Linked DNA regions of Homo sapiens: region 2 is linked to region 1. Evidence: chromatin loops called from intact Hi-C (ENCODE). Cell type or tissue: GM12878. All regions are shown on one strand. Links, peaks and the distances in the headings refer to the core of each region. The heading gives the core; the rest is flanking DNA. Region 1 overlaps CUBN (cubilin). Region 2 overlaps ST8SIA6 (ST8 alpha-N-acetyl-neuraminide alpha-2,8-sialyltransferase 6).

Region 1 (8,000 bases), core at 1-8,000:
ACCTTGGGATCCGCCCGCCTCGGCCTCCCAAAGTGCTGGGATTACAGGCATGAGCCACCACGCCCGGCCAAACACATTTAAATAACGGACATTTTTTTCACATTGTATAACGTGTTGCATAACATGACAAAAATCATAAATAGAAACAACATAGAAGGGCAGAGCAGAAGAGGCTCTGATTGGCTTTGTTTTGGCTAGGAAAGGCTTTCTAGAGGGTGATGGCTGAGCTGGAATTTACAAAATGAACAGAAACTCACTCCCTTTTGTTATCCTTTACGAAACTGAGAGGAGCATGAACCTAGCTGACTTTTTCTGCCAGGAAGTATGGAACCAGCAGAGAGAGGTCCTCATCCTAACATTGCCCAGTTTTTCCTCAACCCCATCCGTGCCCCTTTTCTTTTTCTTTTTCTTTTCTTTTTTTTTTTTTGAGACAGAGTTTCTATCTTGTCACCCAGGCTCGAGTGCAATGGTGTGATATTGGCTTACTGCAACCTCTGCCTCCCGAATTCAAGTGATTCTCCTGCCTCGGCCTCCCAAGTTGCTGGGATTACAGACATGCACCACCATGCCCAGCTAATTTTTGTATTTTTAGTAGAGACGGGGTTTCACCATGTTGGCCAGGCTTGTCTCGAACTCCTGACCTTAGGTGATCCACCTACCTTGGCCTCCCAAAGTGCTGGGATTACAGGTGTCACTGCCCCTTTTCATAGCCAATATTTTGTAATCCTTCCTTTCCCACCTGAAGTGAATGTCATCTATGCTATAACCTACCCATAATGTAATTTCAGAAAATCACTGTACTATCCCAAAGGCAATGAAAAGGAGAAATAAAAGGAAAGTATATAAAATAGTGTGTCTTCGTATATGTAAATACTCTAACACTGCTACACAAAGTCACATAATAAAATAGATTCCTTTTATATGTAGAATGGTGGTGAATAAAAAGTATAAATGTAAACAAATACGGGTGGGTTATATTTGCAACCCGCATGCCAATAGCAGCATCACCATCTGCAAGATAAGTTTCCAGAATGGTGGAAAAACTCAAAACAAACATTTCTAAACCAAACAAAGTACAGTCTTCCCTCAGCTTACACAATAATTGCATTTCTGGAAATTTGGTGCATATCAAAACTGTGCAAAAATATTTTTGTGTTTATATATAAAATGGACTTAGGTTCTGGGATCAAATAATTATAAACAAGTTTTTTTTTACACAAATGTCTGACAGGACATTCAAAAGTTATGTGGGACAAAAATCTTCACTTTGCAAAACTGTCCTGTGAATTACTAAATGCCAGTTATAGGCCCAAATTATAGTGATGACCCAAAAACCACCACACTTGTGCAAAACACTCCCTATGGGGTGGTATTGACCTCATTGAGAAGGTCTGACTTAATGCACCGGGCTTAACCATTCAGTCTGTGTCAGACACTGGAGCTGAGGAGGGGCTGTCCATCTTTGGGGAGAGGATCAGCAGTCTATGGAAGGCATCACGTTCCTATCCACATGAGGTCGTACCTACTATTCATTCATTCTTTCATTCAGTTCAGTGTTAATTAGCATACCTACTATATTCTAGACATTGCTGCAAGAACTAGAGAAGAACATTGAGATTTTAGAAAACAATACTAGGAAAACTCCTGCTCTTGTAGAGCTGATTCTAATCATTGCTTCTTTGTGGCTTTTTCCCAGACATCTGGGACTAGTATAACTTTTTTCTCCAGAAGATTCTGAAATGGGTCAGAGTTTAGCCCCAAACTGGAAAAGTCACTCTCTATTCTTCTTCCCATACTAAATTATGCCCTGGCATGTTGCCCAGCAGACCTCATCAGAGGTTCTGCAATAAGATCAAAGAATTCATGAAGATACTCTAAGATTCTGCTCCCAGTAAGAATATCAAAATCCTCTTGTGATCAAATTCCCAGGAAAATATTAAAAGATAAAGTCCTAAGGATATTAATGTATGAAATTATTACCTTTGAAAAGAATTGTAGTCCAATATCAAAGTCTATTGCCCTTGTGCATTAAAAGTTCATAGAAATTAAAATCCAAAAATTTTCTTTCCCAGTTTTTCTAACTGCTCAAGTCAATAGCTGGGTGAAATGTGGGATTTTGCCGTGGTTGTAGCAGAGCCTGCCTGCCACTAAGTTATTTGTACAATGCCTTCAGGATCTTTAGCAGATTCTAAAATGATCAGATTTCTAAAAGTTGAGAAAATATAACATTCTTCTCAGCACTTACCCACATCCACAAGACTTAGAACGTAATTCAAGCTCCAGGTCCATCGCAGTTGTGCCAGGAAATGTTTGCTCCCAGAATGTGGCCCGTAGCTGCGTATAATGGTGTAGATCCTAAAGGCACCATTTATATCCCAGTTTATATATGATTCCCCCTCCTCATCATTGGATAGGGCGTCCCCTGCAACGCATTGTAGGGCAACCTGGCAAAAGTCTGTAGTGAAGGTTTAGTGTTATCAGAGAACAAGAGAGCAGATAGAGATCTTGGGTTTGAGGCAGAGGAGTTTAGAGCCTCCTATGTCAGTTATCCCGAGGCCACAAGCTATTTCAACTCACTTAGGAGAAATCTTACTGTGGCAATGAATGAACTAACACAAGACCAGCTTGGGGCCAGGTATGTATGTCATTTCCTTCCATCCAGCCCTGGCTTCTGCCTCCTACCTTCCTTCACATTTACCAGTTATCCATTTAAAACCCAAATCTGATCTTACATCACGTAGGATCAGATCCAGACTCCTTGGATGAAATGTATGGAACTTCACAGCTTTGTTTGTTGGACTTCGTCATTTCTCCTGTTCTCTCACCCTGGCCTCCAGGGCCAATGAAGGGGGTCAGAAGTTGTTGACACGTGCCATGCATTTCACACTTCCATGGCCTGGCATTTATTACTGTCTGGCTGGGATACCCTTCCTGTTTTGTAGGTCTGGAAGGTCTTTTTTTTTTTTTTTGGGGACAGAGTTTCGCTCTTGTCGCCCAGGCTGGAATGCAGTGGTGCGATCTTGGCTCACTGCAACCTCTGCCTCCCGGGTTCAAGCAATTCTCCTGCCTCAGCCTCCCAAGTAGCTGGGATTACAGGCCTGCGCCACCACATCTGGCTAATTTCGTATTTTTAATAGAGATGGGGTTTCTCCATTTTGGTCAGGCTGGTCTCGAACTCCTGACCTCAGGCGATCCGCCTGCCTCGGCCTCCCAAAGTGCTGGGATTACAGGAATGAGCCACCACGCCCCGCAGGTCTGGAAGGTCTCTACTTACATTTAAGGGCCAACCCAAATGTCTGTCTCCATCACGTGGGTTCTCATGATACACTCCCATTATTTTATTGTAGCACTTATTTTTCTCTATTTTGTATATAATTTATATACACATATATTTATGTGTATGCATAGTGTATGTGCATATTACACAAATATATGTATTTGTATATTTAATTTGTAGACCTTTACTCTCCTTTGTTCATGAAGGGGTCTTATGTCTTGAAGATCTGGAAAGGGCTTTACATGTCCTTGTATGCCTGGGATCTAGCACAGAGGCCTGGCATACAGGTCCCAGAATAAAAATGCTTGCTAATATAAATGTGATCATAAAGACAGCAATGATTATCATGAAATTTTAACTTGTTTACCAGAAAAAGTGCATGACCTAAAACTTGGCAAATGTGCTCTTCCATGAAACAAAGGGGTGAAGATTAGAAAACTCGAGTTTCATCTGATTCTGAATTAACTAAAATCATGTTTAAGTTGGAAAGACAGTGCCATCTAGTGGTGCATTTCTTTTTCTTTTACAATGACTGGTTTTAGTCATTCCTGTCTTACATAATCCTAGCACTTTAGAATAATGTCAGTGGTCATGGTCATGGCTGTTCTGAGGCCTTGAACACATAGCTCTGTTATGAATTGAATATTTGGAGTTAGATACACACAGACACTCATTTTAGAAGTACAATGGAGATTACTCAGAAGAAAACATTTTCTAGTTATGTGTTTCAGGGAAATCCAAGCACCCACTATTTCGATGGATGTTTCTAGAAGGGAGCCATGGTTGGGAATTGTTCTGGGTGCTGGCGACACCACAGTGAAGAAGTCAGACAGAGTCTCTGTCTCCCCACACGTGGGACTTACATCCTTGTTGGGAAAGAGACCGGACAAAGTAAATAAACAATAAATAAGATCAGTTTTGATTATAATAGGAAAATAAAACAGGATGATGCTATGGGAGGGCAACATTCAATAGCATTGGCTTCTCTGAGGAGGTGACATGTCAGGTGAGGGCCCATGACAGGGAGTCCTTAGCTGTGTGGGTTCAGCTTCACCTGAGGAAGGAAGAGCAGCAGGAACAGGGCTGTGGACAGGAGTCCTCCTGGGATGAAGGAAGTGCAGCTAGCAGTGAGGTGTGGGCAGCCTGGGAAGGAGGCACAGGCCAGAGCAGCTGGGGCTTGCAGACTGTGGGAGGGAGCTGGAATTTTACTTTAGGTGCAATGGGGATCTGCCGAAGCATTTTAGACAGAGCAGGAGCATCACCTCATTGGAGTTTGCAGACATGCAGGCAGTTCAGTGGAGAACACTATGGCTGCTCCGGAATTAGGCCTATTAAGAAGATGTTTCAGTGGGAACAGGTGAAGGACGATGGAGATCACCTGGAGATGGAGCCCTCTGGGATATATTTTGAAGGTAGATTGGAGTAGTTGTGGAGTGAAGAGAGAGAGAGAGGAATCAGAGATGACTAAAGTTGTAGGCTTGAAACATTGAGGTAAAGATGGCTCTGGGAGAACAGTTTTGGGAGGGCTAGTGGGACAGAGGAATCAAAGCACTTGTTTATTTATTTATTAGATATTTATTGAGAGCCTCTCACGTGCAGACACTTTTCTAAAAACTGGGAACATGGCAGTGAGCAGAAAAGAAATCTGTACATTCATGGAACTTGTATTGTCTTCAGAGAGAAAGCCAATGAAATAAGCAAGTTTAGCCTGGACAACATAGGAAGACCCCATCTCTAAAAATTTTTTTTAATTAGCTAGGCATGGTGGCATGCACCTGTAGTCCCAGGTACTTGGGAGGCTGAGGTGGGAGGATCACTTGAGCCCAGAAGTTCAAGGTTGCAGTGAGCTATGATTGCAGCACTGCACTCCAGCCTGGGCAACAGCGTGAGACCTTATTTCAAAAAAAAAAAAAGCTAAATATGTAGTATATAGAAGAAGGTAACAGTTGCTGTGGAGAAAAATCAAGCAGGAAAGGAGATGGGAATGTTGGGAGAGTTTACATCTGGAAGGCCTTATTGAGTTGGGGATATCTTTTTTTTTTTTTTTTTTTTGAGACAGTCTTGCACTGTCACCCAGGCTGGAGTGTAGTGGCACCATCTCAGCTCACTGTAACCTCCACCTCCTAGATTCAAGTTATTCTCCTGCCTCAGCCTCCCAAGTATATGGGATTACAGGGGTGTACCACCACGCCCGGCCGAGTTGGGGATATGTGAGTAAAGACCTGAAGAAATGCACGAGGACAAACTATGTGGATATACAGGGAAGAGCATTCCAGGCAAAGTGAACAGCAAATGCCATACCCAAGAAGCAGCAACACACCTGGTTTGGCTCAAGAAGCGGAATCGAACAAAGTGAAGACAATAAGAAATTAGATTAGAAAGGTCAGGGGTGGGAGAGGAGAGAAAGCCATTGTGATGCCTTTGGCTGTTTGATTGAGTGGATGGGAAGCAGTTAGGAGGATTTCAGCAGAGCAGTGACATGGTGTGACTTACATTTTAACAGTATCCTCTCGATGACATTTTGAGGATACACTAAAGAGGAACACGAGCAGAATCAGGGGCTTCATGGGAGGCTGCAGTGATCATCTAGGCAAGAGATCAGAGCAGTTGGGGCCATAGTGTGAGTCGGTGCAGAGGTTAAAGTAGCAGTGGGTGAGCGGACTCTCATAACACCTTCTTTTAAAAATCATATATTTCCCAAAGAGGAAAAAAATGTTAGGCGTCATAACAGGTTTTTCCTGAAAGTCATAATATAATCAATCCAATTATAATTCTGTTCCTAAATTAAGACTACCTCTAAGAAAATCAATGTAAAAATGTTTACCGTGACCTATTGCAACTTCGCGTCCAATTTAGTGTGAAATATGCAATTTTTTGTAAGTAATGGAGAAGTAATGAATTGTTTTTCTTCTCAGTTATATGATGGGGATAGTGAAAATGCGAACTTGGCTGGAACGTTTTGTGGTTCCACAGTACCTGCTCCTTTTATCTCTTCTGGTAACTTCCTTACGGTTCAATTCATCAGTGACTTAACATTAGAGAGGGAAGGATTTAATGCTACATACACCATCATGGACAGTGAGTAAATAGAAGCATTTTTATATGTTATGAAATACACATGTATTTATGCACTGAAAAGAATGCCCTGCTTATTATATCGAAATTTCAATGTTAATTACTAAACTCAATGTCAATTACTATCTAAACTCAATGTCAATTGCTAAACACCATGTTAATTACTGTATGTTTAATCTGTGGTACAAATTTGATACAATCTTTAGTCAAGGATATAAACCCTGAATTCTTAATAGAGTAATGAAAATATAGCTCCTCCGGGGTGGGAGGCAGGGAAGACAGAATTGCAAAGATTGCCTGAGATGAGACATGAATAAAATGTCTCCTGTGTTGCTTTTTCCTCCCTCTCCAGTGCCTTGTGGTGGAACATACAATGCAACTTGGACCCCACAAAATATTTCATCACCCAATTCATCAGACCCAGATGTCCCATTTTCCATCTGTACTTGGGTCATTGATTCCCCTCCGCATCAGCAGGTCAAGATAACTGTGTGGGCATTACAGCTGACCTCGCAAGACTGCACGCAGAATTACTTACAGCTTCAGGACTCACCGCAGGTAACAATTATAAGATGAATGGCAGTCACATCTAGTGACCTTTTCACCAGTATTTGCAAAACACTTGAAGTAATGAAGCCATGATGAAATAATTTTCTTTTTTTTAATTATACTTTAAGTTTTAGGGTACATGCGCACAATGTGCAAGTTTGTTACATATGTATACATGTGCCATGTTGGTGTGCTGCACCCATTAACTCGTCATTTAACATTAGGTATATCTCCTAATGCTATCCCTCCCCCCTCCCCTCTTCCCCCACCCCACAACAGGCCCCGGTGTGTGATGTTCCCCTTCCTGTGTCCATGTGTTCCGATTGTTCAATTCCCACCTATGAGTGAGAATATGCGGTGTTTGGTTTTTTGTCCTTGCGATAGTTTGCTGAGAATGATGGTTTCTAGCTTCATCCATGTCCCTACAAAGGACATGACCTCATCATTTTTTATGGCTGCATAGTATTCCATGGTGTGTATGTGCCACATTTTCTTAATCCGGTCTATCATTGTTGGACATTTGGGATGGTTCCAAGTCTTTGCTATTGTGAATAGTGCCGCAATAAACATACGTGTGCATGTGTCTTTATAGCAGCATGATTTATAATCCTTTGGGTATATACCCAGTAATGGGATGGCTGGATCAAATGGTATTTCTAGTTCTAGATCCCTAAGGAATCACCACACTGACTTCCACAATGGTTGAACTAGTTTACAGTTCCACCAACAGTGTCAAAGCGTTCCTATTTCTCCACATCCTCTCCAGCACCTGTTGTTTCCTGACTTTTTAACAATCACCATTCTAACTGGTGTGAGATGGTATCTCATTGTGGTTTTGATTTGCATTTCTCTGATGGCTAGTGATGATGAGCATTTTTTCATGTGTCTTTTGGCTGCATAAATGTCTTCTTTTGAGAAGTGTCTGTTCATATCCTTCGCCCACTTTTTGATGGAGTGGTTTGTTTCATGATGAAATAATTTTCTAAGTTACTTCCAGCTTAATGTGTTTTTCATCCATACACAAAGCCCTCCAATCAGGTGTGTCGAGAAACTTGAACTTGGTCCTGCAGGTCCAGAGCTCTCAAAGCTTCATGTGCCT
Region 2 (12,320 bases), core at 1,764-9,763, 530 kb before region 1:
AAAATCAAATAGCAAAATTTACATCATAAGGTATAGAGAGAATAAGTCTGGTGGTACTAGAGGGAGACACTTTCATTTTTATTTGAGTCAAATTAAACTACACTCTTCCTTAAAAACCCGAGTAAACTCTGTTTCAATAACTATGTTAGTCAAACAATCAGGTGACGACAGAACTCGTTCAACTGAGAAGATAAAGAAAAAAAAAAACTTTTGCTCAAAAAAAGACAAAATCTTAGGAGAGAAAAACAAAAAAAACCCCTCAAAACATGAAGGCCTTTCAAATACAAACACGTACACATACACACAAACACACACACACACGCACAAACACACATATACACATATGCATACACACAAACGTGTACACATACAAACACATACACACAAACACACAAACGTACACATACAAACACACAAACGTACACATACATTCACACAAACATGTACACATACACACAAACATGAACACATACACACAAACATGAACACATACACACACACATCTTGGCTGTTAGCCTTTTCATTAAGCTGACTTTTAATCATGGAGCTCCTTACACAAATTTGTTTTTTAAATCTTATTACCATATTTCAGCTAGGACAAAATGCTGCTATTTCAGAAGTACAGCCATTGCTCTTTCAGTTTGGTCTGGCTGGCAAAAAGGTGGCCTTGTTATGTAAATAAAGCCCCTTTTGTAGTTAAAATTAAAAATCTTTTTTTTCCTTTTGATGGCCATTTTCCTCCCACTTCAGAGACCCTGTTCCCCATAATTTAGGGTTCCCCTTCAGATTTGACCAAGACAGAAAGAAAAAACAAAACCATTAAGCAAAACTAACAATGATCACACAAATTATATGATTTCTGAGTGCTGTAAGTGTAAGCAGACATTAACACCAGCTGGTTGTTAAATACTAACTTTTGTTGTTTAAAATAATTGGCAAGATGGAATCCCAAACCAGTTTCTTACTTAGTCATGGGTCTCAAGCTGTAGACTGCTCTCTACCATGCTAGAAGCAGGAAAAAAACAAACAAAACAAAACTTATCTTCCCTGTTGGAAGTGAGCTCAAGGTCCATAAAGGAGGTACCTGTCTTCCATCGACATGGAAGCAGGAAAACTTGCCTTCCTGTTGGAAGCAAGTAAAGTCCCCCCAAAAAGGAGTTGTACAGAAAAATAAACTTTAGATCTCAACCAAATTTTGGGAGATCAGGGATTCTCTGGAGGGTGCTCTCAGACCTCAGCAAATTGTCCTATTGGTTTGAGCTATAAAGTTAGCTCATGCTGGTACTAGGCACCAAAAGGAGATTTGTCAAAGGTGAGGGGCATCTCCACTCAGAATCCCTTCATGGTTACCAAAATGTGAACCCAGAAAATCAGAGACAGATCTCAGTTAATTTAGAAAGTTTTTATTTTGCCACGGTTGAGGACACACCTGTTACTCAGCCTCAGGACATCCTGATGACACGTGCCCAAGGTGGTCGGGCATAGCTTGGTTTTATACATTTTAGGGAGACATGAGACATCAATCAATATAAGAAGTACATTGATTCGGTCTGGAAAGGTGGGGCAGCTTGAAGCAAAGGCAGGAAGCCTCCAAGCAGGGAGGGAACTTCCAGGTCGCAGATAGGTGAGAGACAAACGGTTGCATTCTTTTGAGTTTCTGATTAGTCTTTCCAATGGAGGCAATCAGATATGCATCTATCTTAATGAGCAGAGGGATAACTTTGAATAGAATGGGAAGCAGGTTTGCCCTAAGCAGTTCCCAGCTTGAGTTTTCCTTAGTGATTTTGGGGGCCCAAGATATTTTCCTTTCACAGGTGTGACCCGACACTCCTGGCCTACATCCTTGACTGAAAGAAGTGCTGCATCACGGAACAAACGCTAAGGTGATTATTAGGTCTCTCACCCTCTCCTTTTCTCATTCTTACTCTTTCTCTCTCACTTTCACTCTAGCTTTCCCTCTCTCTGCCTCTCTCCCATTCCCTCCACTGGACCCTTGAACTTAGGGATAAGCTGTTAATAGTCCCCTACTATTGTACCTGTATTTCTCTACAAGTTGCCTAGCTAGATCTTTGGGAAAAGTCCCTTCGGTTTTTTTTGTTTTTGTTTTTTTTTTGAGACAGAGTCTCACTCTTGTCACCCAGGCTGGAGTGCAGTGGTGCGATCTCAGCTCACTGCAACCACTGCCTCCCGGGTTCAAGCGATTCTTCTGCCTCAGCCTCCCCAGTAGCTGGGACTACAGGCGCCTGCCACCACGCCCAGCTAATTTTTTGTATTTTTAGTAGTAACGGGGTTTCACCATGTTAGCCAGGATGGTCTTGATCTCCTGACCTCATGATCCGCCCGCCTTGACCTCCCAAAGTGTTGGGATTACAGGTGTGAGCCACCGTGCCTGGCTGAAAAGTCCCTCCTTTAATCCCTTCTTAAATTCCCTCATTGGAGCAGGCCATCATTCCTGCCAGGACTCTAGGTTTCTATAGACTGGTTGGAACACTTTTGCAAATGCTTCTCCTCTTTCATGATAAAGTCACTGATTTTGGGGGTGGACTTAAAGTAGTTCACGCATTGGAGATGCACTACTTGCCGGTTTTGATGTTGAAGTTGTTGTTTTGTTTGTTGTTTGTTGGGTATGCGGGTGTTACACGAGGATCTTTATGAAGCTTTTCCTGAGGGACTTGAGTTCCAAACCTTTTGTGGCACCCTCCACACATCAGACATAGACAAAATGATGCAGGAAAAGTAGAATGGGAAAATTGGCCTTTGCTCCATCGGACCCTGTGGAAAGCTGGCTATATTCCTTGACAGATGTGCAAATTAGTGAGTAAAACTTGCCTTTGACTCTCTTCAGTGGTCTCTGACATTATCCGTTTTTGCTTTCCAAAGTGACAAAAGTTCTCAACTTGAGAGTGACAAATAGCTGTGTGTTTTTGCAAAACACCTGAGTGAGCGAGGATGAAAATTCTCTAATCATGGAAGACATCTTTTTCAAGGCAGAGAATTTGACAACTCTTTGATGTGCATCAACAAAAGTGGTTAACTGCGGTATGCTAATGAGAATGCCGGGTGCCCATACCCCCATGTTTGCCTTCTCACTCCTTCTCTGTTGTTTTGTTTTTGGTGCTAAGACCTTTTCTCAGCTATTCTTTAAGGGGATGCCTTTCCATTAAACACACGCAATTTTCAGCTGGCTTATATAATTAGCCTGCACTGGTATTCTGTTTGGCAAAGGTCTAGAGAGAGCAGGCATGAATTGCCTGTTGTTATAAAAGTGTTGTTTTGCACACAGGAGACTAATTTTTCGGTTGTATTGTCTATGGTCAGGGGTTGTGTGTTCCATAATCAGTGCTATTACAGACTTAGGGAGCACAACGGGGAAAGCCATTCAGTGTATGGCGATAAAAAAGTAATTTCGTTTTCTTAGAAATAATTATCTGGCCCTATTTTTGTCATGGTCTGTTAAAGACTTAGAATTTTCTCTTTCTTCAGCCTATCTGTCCCTTTCACATTGCTAAAATAGGATTTAGAAAGATGGAGTTATAGTGGGAGGGAAAAGTGCTCTTTTTCTCCCCTAGTCTTAACTATATTTTTTGAATAAATGAAAATTAGGCAGTTGCCATTAGGAGAACAAGTGGGATAGGGTCTTTTGTGCCATAATTCTTTATTCTGTGTTTCAGATTTTGAGCTCCAAAATGAATGGGACAATGTCTTGTTCACATGCCTATCCCCTGGTGCCAATCACAAGGGTGCAGCACATAGCAGTTGCTCAATTAATTTTTGTTGAATAAACAAATAATTAAATGAATGTTTTTCTTAGGTTTTCAAAGCATTTTTATACCATCTCTGTTAGGCGTGTCCATGTGAAGAGACCACCAAACAGGCTTTGTGTGAACAATAAAGCTTTTTAATCACCTGGGTGGAGGCAGACCAAGTCCGAAAAGGGAGTCAGCAAAGGGAGAGAGGGGTGGGGCAGTTTTATAGGATTTGGGTAGGTAGTGGAAAATGACAGTTAAAGGGGTTTTTTCTCTTGCAGGCAGGGGCAGGTCATAAGGTGCTCAGTGGGGAGCTCCTGAGATTCACTGTCCAGGAGAAGGAATGTCACAAGGTCAACTGGTTAATTAGGGTGGGGCAGGAACAAATCATGATGGTGGAATGTCATCAGTAAAGGCAGGAATTGGCTATTTTCACTTCTTTTGTGGTTCTTCAGTTGCTTCAGGCCATCTCAATGTATACCTGCAGGTCACAGGGGATATGATGGCTTAGCTTGGGCTCAGAGGCTTGACAAACTCTAATTCCTAGATGTAAAAAAAATTATAAATCTATAAACCAATACTTTTTTGAAACCTATTTTAACTTCTTTGACTCTTTCTCTTACTTTGAGTTTGTACTTTTCTGTTTTTTTTCTACCCCATCCTCTTCCCTTGAATATTTCTCTGCCTTTCTGCAGCTCTATTCTTTCTAGTAGGTTATCTCCCAGATAAAATATTATACTGTATTAAAAATGCTTTATAGCCATCTTATCACTGCTAGTTCGCTCATTTTTTAGTATGACAAACTTATTACTTGTAATCTTTCTTGCCTGTATTTTTAGAAAAATGTCTCTATGGATATCCAAGCTGTCCATCTTATTCCTCATTGCCTCAGATAAATGAAATGATTTTTCTAAGAGCAGATACTTAGAGGTGCTGACCCAGGAAATCAACTTATTTCCTTTTCTTGGGTTTTTCTGCTTCTGTTGTTTTGCCTTCTCTTTTTTATGCTTTTCTTTCATTTCCCCCAAGAGTCCTGGCTCCCAAGAAAATGGACCATTAGGTTTGTTCAGTTTCTACCATTTGGTTAGAGTAGACACACTGCTCTAATAAAAGCTCTCGGAAGTCTGAGCACAAAATTTTACTCTCTCTCGCACAGTGTAAAATATTCCTTCTTTATCAGGCAACGCTCCTGGGTGGCTTTTCCCCCAGATGTTGATTCAGGGATACTGGTTCCTTCCATCTTAAGATCAAGCCATTTTCAACCATCTTGCTGCTCAAAGAGTAGCTACTAATAAAGAGAAAGCGGATACTGCACGCAGCCTGCAGGGGGCGCACATCACTCCCATTCTCTGCCATCTGGGACTGACCCTTCTAGATGTTAGAGACATGTTGGGGGTTTTGACTAATAAAATGCAAGTGGCACTGATGTGCGGTGGGTGTTTGGGAATGGAGTGTCTGGCTGGGCAGCTGCTTGTAGCATCAAGTGTGTACTACAGAAAGGGAGCACCAATCAGTGGTAATCCGCCAGGCGTCTCTGCCACGTATGTATTAAATAGCTCTACCATTCTGATCATTCTATTGATTATAGGCCTCTAGGGTGTCTCTTAAAGGTGGGAAGAAACACTTTTTTTTAAACAACAGCAATCTTGTACATCTTCTGAGCACCGGAGCATTTAAATAGATCCTCTAGTAAGGGACTGAGATGTCTTCTAAGGAACAGCATGTAAGCCACTGCCCTGTAACTTTCTGCACAATTGCTAGGGCATGCATGGTGGGCTCACTTGTATTCAGATAGCTTTCTGGGGTAAAATACAAATGCTCAGAATCAAGATTTGGAACATCTGCCTTGCACAGACTAAGTGCGGCTTACGCCATAGGTGAGTGTCTATGTTTGATGAGCTATTTCATGCTGTACCACTTAAAATCACTGAGAACAATTGAATTTTCTGAAAGATATGTTCCTCATGGGGTGGCATAAAGTTGCTACTCGGGAGGCACCGTTTTGCAGGGTGAAATGCAAAGTGAACTGAAGACTTGCCCTAAGTGTTCTTCACTCTATTATCCTGGAGAGAACAACATGACCTGATTGCTGCTTGAAAAGAAAAGGCATAAATTATGGCCGATCAAACTTCAAAAAGCCCAAGTGTGAGCATATCACTTGAAAGCCTGCTAACTATGCAAGTAGTCCTAAGTTTCAAGTTGTCCATCAGGAAGAAAGATTTTTGGTCATAGACAAGATTTTCTTGGCCTAGAATGATGTATGACTTGTTTCCATTCTACTTTAAATCTATGGTGCTTTGATTGCTTTTTAAAGCGATGTGTACATTTTTGTCTTTCTACTCACCTCTGACCTTTTAACTTGCCTTTTCTCATCAGTTTTTAAGAGTTCCAGAGCTGGGCATGGTGGCTCACACCTGTAATTCCATTGCTTTCGGAGGCTAAGGCTGGAGGATCGCTTGAGGCCAGGAGGTTGAGGCTGCAGTGAGCTATGATCACAACCCTGCACTCCAGCCTGGGTGACAGAGTGAGACCCTGTCTCAAAATATATATATATGAAACTGGAAAAAAAGAAGAGTTATAGATCAGAAAATATTACATCCACACAAAACAGCCATTCATACCAACACACTACATTCTTAGTATTTTGGGAAATTCTTCTTGGTAATCAAAGCAAAGGCTGTGTTTGCTGATATAAAATTTCAAGTTGGGAGGGCAGTTGAGCTAAATATATATATATATATTTATTATTTATTTATTTATTTATTTATTTATTTATTTTTGAGACAGAGCCTCATTCTGTCACCCAGGCTAGAGTGCAGTGGTACGATCTCCGCTCACTGCAACCTCTGCCTCCTAGTTTCAAGTGATTCTCCTACCTCCGCCTCCCAAGAAGCTGGTGCCCGCCACCATGCCTGGCTAATTTTTGTATTTTTAGTAGAGATGGGGTTTCACCATGTTGGCCAGGCTGCTCTCGAACTCCTGACCTCAGATGATCCACCCGCCTTGGCCTCCCAAAGTGCTGGGAGGCCTATAATCATAGGCATGAGCCACCACACCCTGCAGAGGTAATAATATTGAGAGTATGATAGAAGCCTCTGAAAATGTTTGCATTTAAACAAAAGTTATGTCAAATTTATTAAAAGGTGGTTTAACAATCATTCTGTACTTCAAAGAGTACATGAAAAACAACTACAGTCTAAGAGTTTGAAAGCATAGTCTCTCTTAAATTATTTGAATTCGTATATTGTTTGTTTCAATTATGAGCATGTATGACTTTTTTTTTTAACTCCCTCAGTTTAAAGATAAAAAAATGGGATTATGATTTGTTCAAAGTCACGCAATCTGTTAGTGGGAGGATGAGAAATAGACTACTTTTCCCGTGTGTGTGTGTGTGTGTGTGTGTGTGTGTGTGTGTGTGTGTGGTGGTTGTTGATGTTAAAAGATAACTAGCATAATCCTAATCTGAATTCCTTAATTAACACTTGGTAAGATTTCCTTACTATCATTTTTACTATGCTGAAGATTGGAATCATGTATTATTTTATTATAAGTATTTGTCACTGGAAACAAAACTGAATTTTCTCTCAGAGAAAAATGGAAACACTGGCTTGCTAGACTACAATGTTGATTACGCATTCATATCAGAAGGCTTCCTCATAGTTCCTCAAATAACTAGTCATTTGAATGAAGCCTTTTTGGGAAGACCATGGTAATAAAAATAATCAAATTTATTTAAAGTCATTGAGAAATAATTGGAATTATTTTCAATTTTAAAAGTGGCACCGGGAAAGATAGCAAATCTGTTGCTGTTTTCAATGCCTTCAAATATAACAGGCAATGTTAAAGGTATAGTTTATTTGCTATTTGTGGTAGCCAGAGCTGCAAGGTGACTGTCATCCAAAAGACCATCCGAACGGCTAAAATAGTAGAAAGGAGGGCTTTATTGGCAGTATCAGTCTGCAAACTGGGAAGAGAGTCTCCAGCGTGGACCATAGGTGCTCTCTCTTTAAAGAGAGGAAGAGCAGGTTGGGTTTTATGCCTCGCAGGGTCTGTATTACATGGTAAAGTCAAACATATTCAGCAGGTTTTGGGGAAAAGTTATGCATATTTATAAGGGGGAGTCAAATGCATGTGCTATATATGTAACATACATCCCATATTCACTTTGGGGTGGGTTTTAGGATTTAAATGAGGTGGAATTTGGCTCCTTTATGTCAAAAGGTGAACTATAGGACACAAAGACAGTTTGTGCACAGCCTCTATAAGCTGATGAAATTGGTGTAAGATCTGCTGGAGTTGCTTGTCAGAAAACAATGTTTGTAAGGCTGTCCTCCGTCCAATCAGAGGTGAGGTTATCTGGGTTATAAATCAGCCTGATAAATTGCCTGATAGCTCCTGTTAGGGAGTTTAGAAAGAGTGTGTTTTTTCTTGCAGCCGTGGGAATTTATGGAGTTGCCATGCTGGATGCCCTGTACCCTCGATCTGTAGGTAACTTTTGTTTTCCTAACCTTGTGATCCTTCATAGTTCATAAAAGGGCATCTATTTTGGTCTCTCAGATCACAGCCTTAAAGATCCTCTCTTCCTGGTATTTATACACTTCTATAGTCCCTGTCAGCCTAAAGAGGGCTGCCCCATGAAACCAATAGAATATTGCAGAAATAATGTGTGACTTTCAAGAAAGGTCATAAGAGACTTTGTGAGTTCTGTGCAATAATGAATGTTTACTGTTATTTTAAGCCACTAAGTTTTGGAGTAATTTGTTACATAGTCATGGGTAACTAACCCATTACTCAGTTCATAATCCTTTACATTATTATATTTTTGTCATAATGACGATAATTATTATTACTGTAATAATCAATAGTGATAGTCACAATTACCATTTCTGTGGGCCGACTCTCTGCCAGGTAATTTAAATGTATGTATAGTTCTTGCGATATTTCTTCAGAGTAGGTTTTACTATTTTAATTTTACAAGTGAGACAAATGAGCTCTGAGGTTGGCTTGCAGAACATCAGCCAGTTACAAATAGCAGAGCTGGGATTTGGATAAAATTCTAACTATTCTATTTCCACTACTCCGAGGCACCACTCTTAATGACAGCAGAATTTTAAGTCAGAAATTTGAAAACGGAAAGCATTGGATTTTGATTTTATAATGTGAAGCTATTCAAAAGTGATCCAGCTCCAAAATAGTAACACACGTTCCTCACTTTTTGTTACTTATTTTACACAAGCGTCCATGATAGAAATATACTTAGATAGCATTATCTTACGTAGCAGTACCCTACTTGAAGCTCGGGTATCAGTATGGTTTCTCTTGGTAAGATCCTGGCTGATGGCTAATTATTGTCATTGTTCAAAATTGATGTCTGAAAGCTTTGGACATTTTTAAGTTCTAGTCGTACATTAAATATTAATTTCAGAAATACAAAGCAACTACTAAGTGCCCAATACCATGGCAAGCATAGGAAGAGTTATTTTCGACCTGGAGAGTGCATTAGACTCACTGGTGAGCTTTTTCAAAGTATACATGGTTGAGAATGGATTTAGAACTCTTGTATATAAGGAGCATGACAATAAATATATTATTTCTATTTCTTAGCAGTCCACAGTATATTAAGAGAGTTGTACATTTAAACAAATATTTATCATACAGTGGCTTTCCCTTCTCATTTTTTACTTTCTTTCTTTTTTTTTTTTTTTTTTTTAATGGAGTCTTGCTCTGTCACCCAGGCTGGAGTGCAATGGCATGACCTTGGCTCACTGCAACCCCTGCCTCCTGGGTTCAAGCGATTCTCCTGTCGCAACCTCCCAAGTAACTGGGATTATAGGCGTGCACCACCACGCCCTGCTAACTTTTTGTATTTTTAGTCGAGAAGGGGTTTCACCATGTTGGCTAGGCTGGTGTCAAACTCCTGATCTCAGGTCATCCTCCCACCTCTCCCTTCCAAGGTGTTGAGATTACAGGAATGAGCCAGTGTGCCCAGGCCCTTCTCATTCTTCACTGTAGATTCCTTCTCACGTCTCCTTATTTTTGACACTGGATGCCCCAGAATTCAATCCTCAGGCCTCATTTCTCTTCATCCTCATCCATCCGGGACCTCATTTAGTCTCATGTTTTTAAATACCATACTGACAATTCTCAAATTTCTATCTCCCACCTGAACCTCTTTGCAGATTTGTATGTATCTCTGCCCAGTCAGAGCTTTCCTGGAATGCCTGTAAGGGATCTCAAACCTAGTCTGTCTCACACTGATGTCCTGGAATTCCCTCTCAACTTTGCACTTTAGCACTCTTCCCTGTATCAGTTAATGACGTGTCTATCCTGTCAGTTCCTTGGGCCTGAAACTTTGAAGTTATCCTTGATTCCTCTCTTTTTAGCCATACCATGTCCCATCTATAATTAAATCTTATTGGCTACCTTCAAATCAAATCCAGAAGCTGCTGATTTCTTCCTAACCCCACCAATCCTACTTTGGTTTAAGCCACCTTCATCCTGCTGCTGGATTATGGCAAACATCTCTTAATTTTCTCTCAACTTCTACCTCTTGCTCTCTTAAGGACTATTTTCAACAAAGTAGGTAGGGGGATCCTATTTCTGTAAGTAGACAGATAACTTCTCTGCTCCAAAGTCTTTTAATTTCACTCAAAATAAAGGACAAAGTTCTTCCAGTGACCTGCAAGTTTCTTACAAGTGCTTCCCAAATATATATGCATACGTTTGCCATTAACAGCACCAAGGAAGTGGGTTGGAGCAAAGGTATACTGTGCTATAGAAATGACAAGAGATGATAAAGTAATAATGATAACAAGGTATAGTTGGGTTTGTAACATTAATAGGCCTAATACCTATAATAATAATATCATAATTAAGGAGAAAAAAGAATAGAGCTATGTAGGAATAATATTCCTATGTATCCCTACAATTAAACTAGTATAAATTTGAAGCTGATTCTGATAAGTTGTGTATGGTAAACCTTAGAGCAACCACATTGAAAATAGTTAAAATTATAAAAGATGTTAAGATGCTACATTAGAAAATATTTACCTAAGTCAAAACAAAGCTATAAAAGAAGAATAGAGAAACAAAAAAGAATATGAAACATACAGCAAACAAAAAGTAAAATAGCAGACATAAATCTAACTATATAAATAACAACATTAAATTTGAATGGATTAAATCACCCAATCAAAAGTCAGAGATTGTCAGGCAGGGCGTGGTGGCTCACGCCTGCAATCCCAGCACTTCGAGAGGCCGAGACGGACGGATCACGAGGTCAGGAGATCGAAACCATCCTGGCTAACATGGTGAAACCCCATCTCTACTAAAAATACAAAAAAAAATTAGCCAGGTGTGGTGGCGGGCGCCTGTAGTCCCAGCTACTGGGGAGGCTGAGGCAGAAGAATGGCGTGAACCCAGGAGGCGGAGCTTGCAGTGAGCCGAGATCATGCCACTGCAGCGACAGAGCTAGACTCCGTCTCCAAAAAAAAAAAAAAAGTCAGTGATTGTCACACTGAATTAAAAACATGATCCAATTCTATGCTGTCTACAGAAGACACACTTTAGACTCAAAGATACAATAGATTGAAAGTAAAAGGATGGAAAAAGTTACATTGTGCAGATAGCAACCACAAGAAAGCTGGAGTGGCTCTACTGATATCAGACAGAATAGACTTTTAAAACAATAAAGTTAAGAGATAAAGAAGGAGATTTTATATGATAAAGGTCATCCATTAGCAATATATAATAATTATAAACATGTATGCACCTAATAACAGCACCAAAATACATGAAGCAAAGAGAGAAACAAGTCAACAATAATAATTCAAAACTTCAATATCCACTTTCAATAGTGGATAGAACAATGAGAAAAAGATTATCATGGAAATAGAAGACCCTGAAGAACACCATAAACCCACCAGACTTAAGCACTCCATGTAACAACAGACTATGATGATCTTCTCAAAAGCACACAAATCATTCTCCGGGATATACCATGTGTTAGATCATTTTTTTAAATGCAGTACATTTAAAAGAATAGAAATAATACAAAGCATAATATCTGATCACAATGAAGTGATATTTGAAATACATAGCAGAAAAACAATTTGGAAAACTCACAAATGGGTGAGAATTAAACAACACATTTCTAAATATCCAGTGCATCCAAGATGAAATCAAAAGGAGAATCAGAAAATACTTTAAGATGAATGAAAATGAAGACATAGCATACCAAAACTTATGGGATGCAGGGGGTAATAAAGGATACAGGATTTTTTTTTGAGGTGATTAAAATGTTGTAAAATTGACTGCGATGATGTTTGAACGTATCTGTGAATATAACAACCACTTAACAGTACATATATGATGGGTGAATTGTGTGGCATACAAATTATGTCGCAATCAAGCTACTAAAAACTTTTAACTACATATCACCTGTGGGATTTTGTTTCAATATAGATTCTAATTTTGTGAGTCAGGGATGGGGCCTGAGATACTGCATTCTTAACAAGCCTATCCTATGTGATGCCAGTACCACTAGTCTCAGGTCCACCCTTTGAATAGCAAGGC

What was found. A loop is a pair of places that touch in the nucleus more often than their neighbours do. Peaks named below come from ENCODE experiments on the same cell type or tissue, not always from the same donor. Only the 100,000 strongest peaks of a DNase experiment are listed, where the experiment ranks them.
Region 2: it touches region 1 in a loop (17-fold over the local background); 4 of 110 quality-filtered maps call a loop at or near these places.

The regions. Positions count from the first base shown.
Region 1 is chr10:16,839,240-16,847,239 of GRCh38, reverse strand. It overlaps CUBN (cubilin), which reads left to right. Exons shown (of 67, transcript NM_001081.4): 61 at 6,193-6,355; 62 at 6,705-6,910. Among named protein-coding and RNA genes, the nearest start is that of RSU1, 26 kb to the right of the region's middle. In GM12878, for the core only: a CTCF peak has its summit at 3,781 (motif pointing left); a DNase peak (open chromatin) is centred at 3,779.
Region 2 is chr10:17,368,920-17,381,239 of GRCh38, reverse strand. All of the region lies in intron 3 of ST8SIA6 (ST8 alpha-N-acetyl-neuraminide alpha-2,8-sialyltransferase 6), which reads left to right. Among named protein-coding and RNA genes, the nearest start is that of ST8SIA6-AS1, 12 kb to the left of the region's middle. In GM12878, for the core only: a CTCF peak has its summit at 5,069 (motif pointing right); a DNase peak (open chromatin) is centred at 5,239.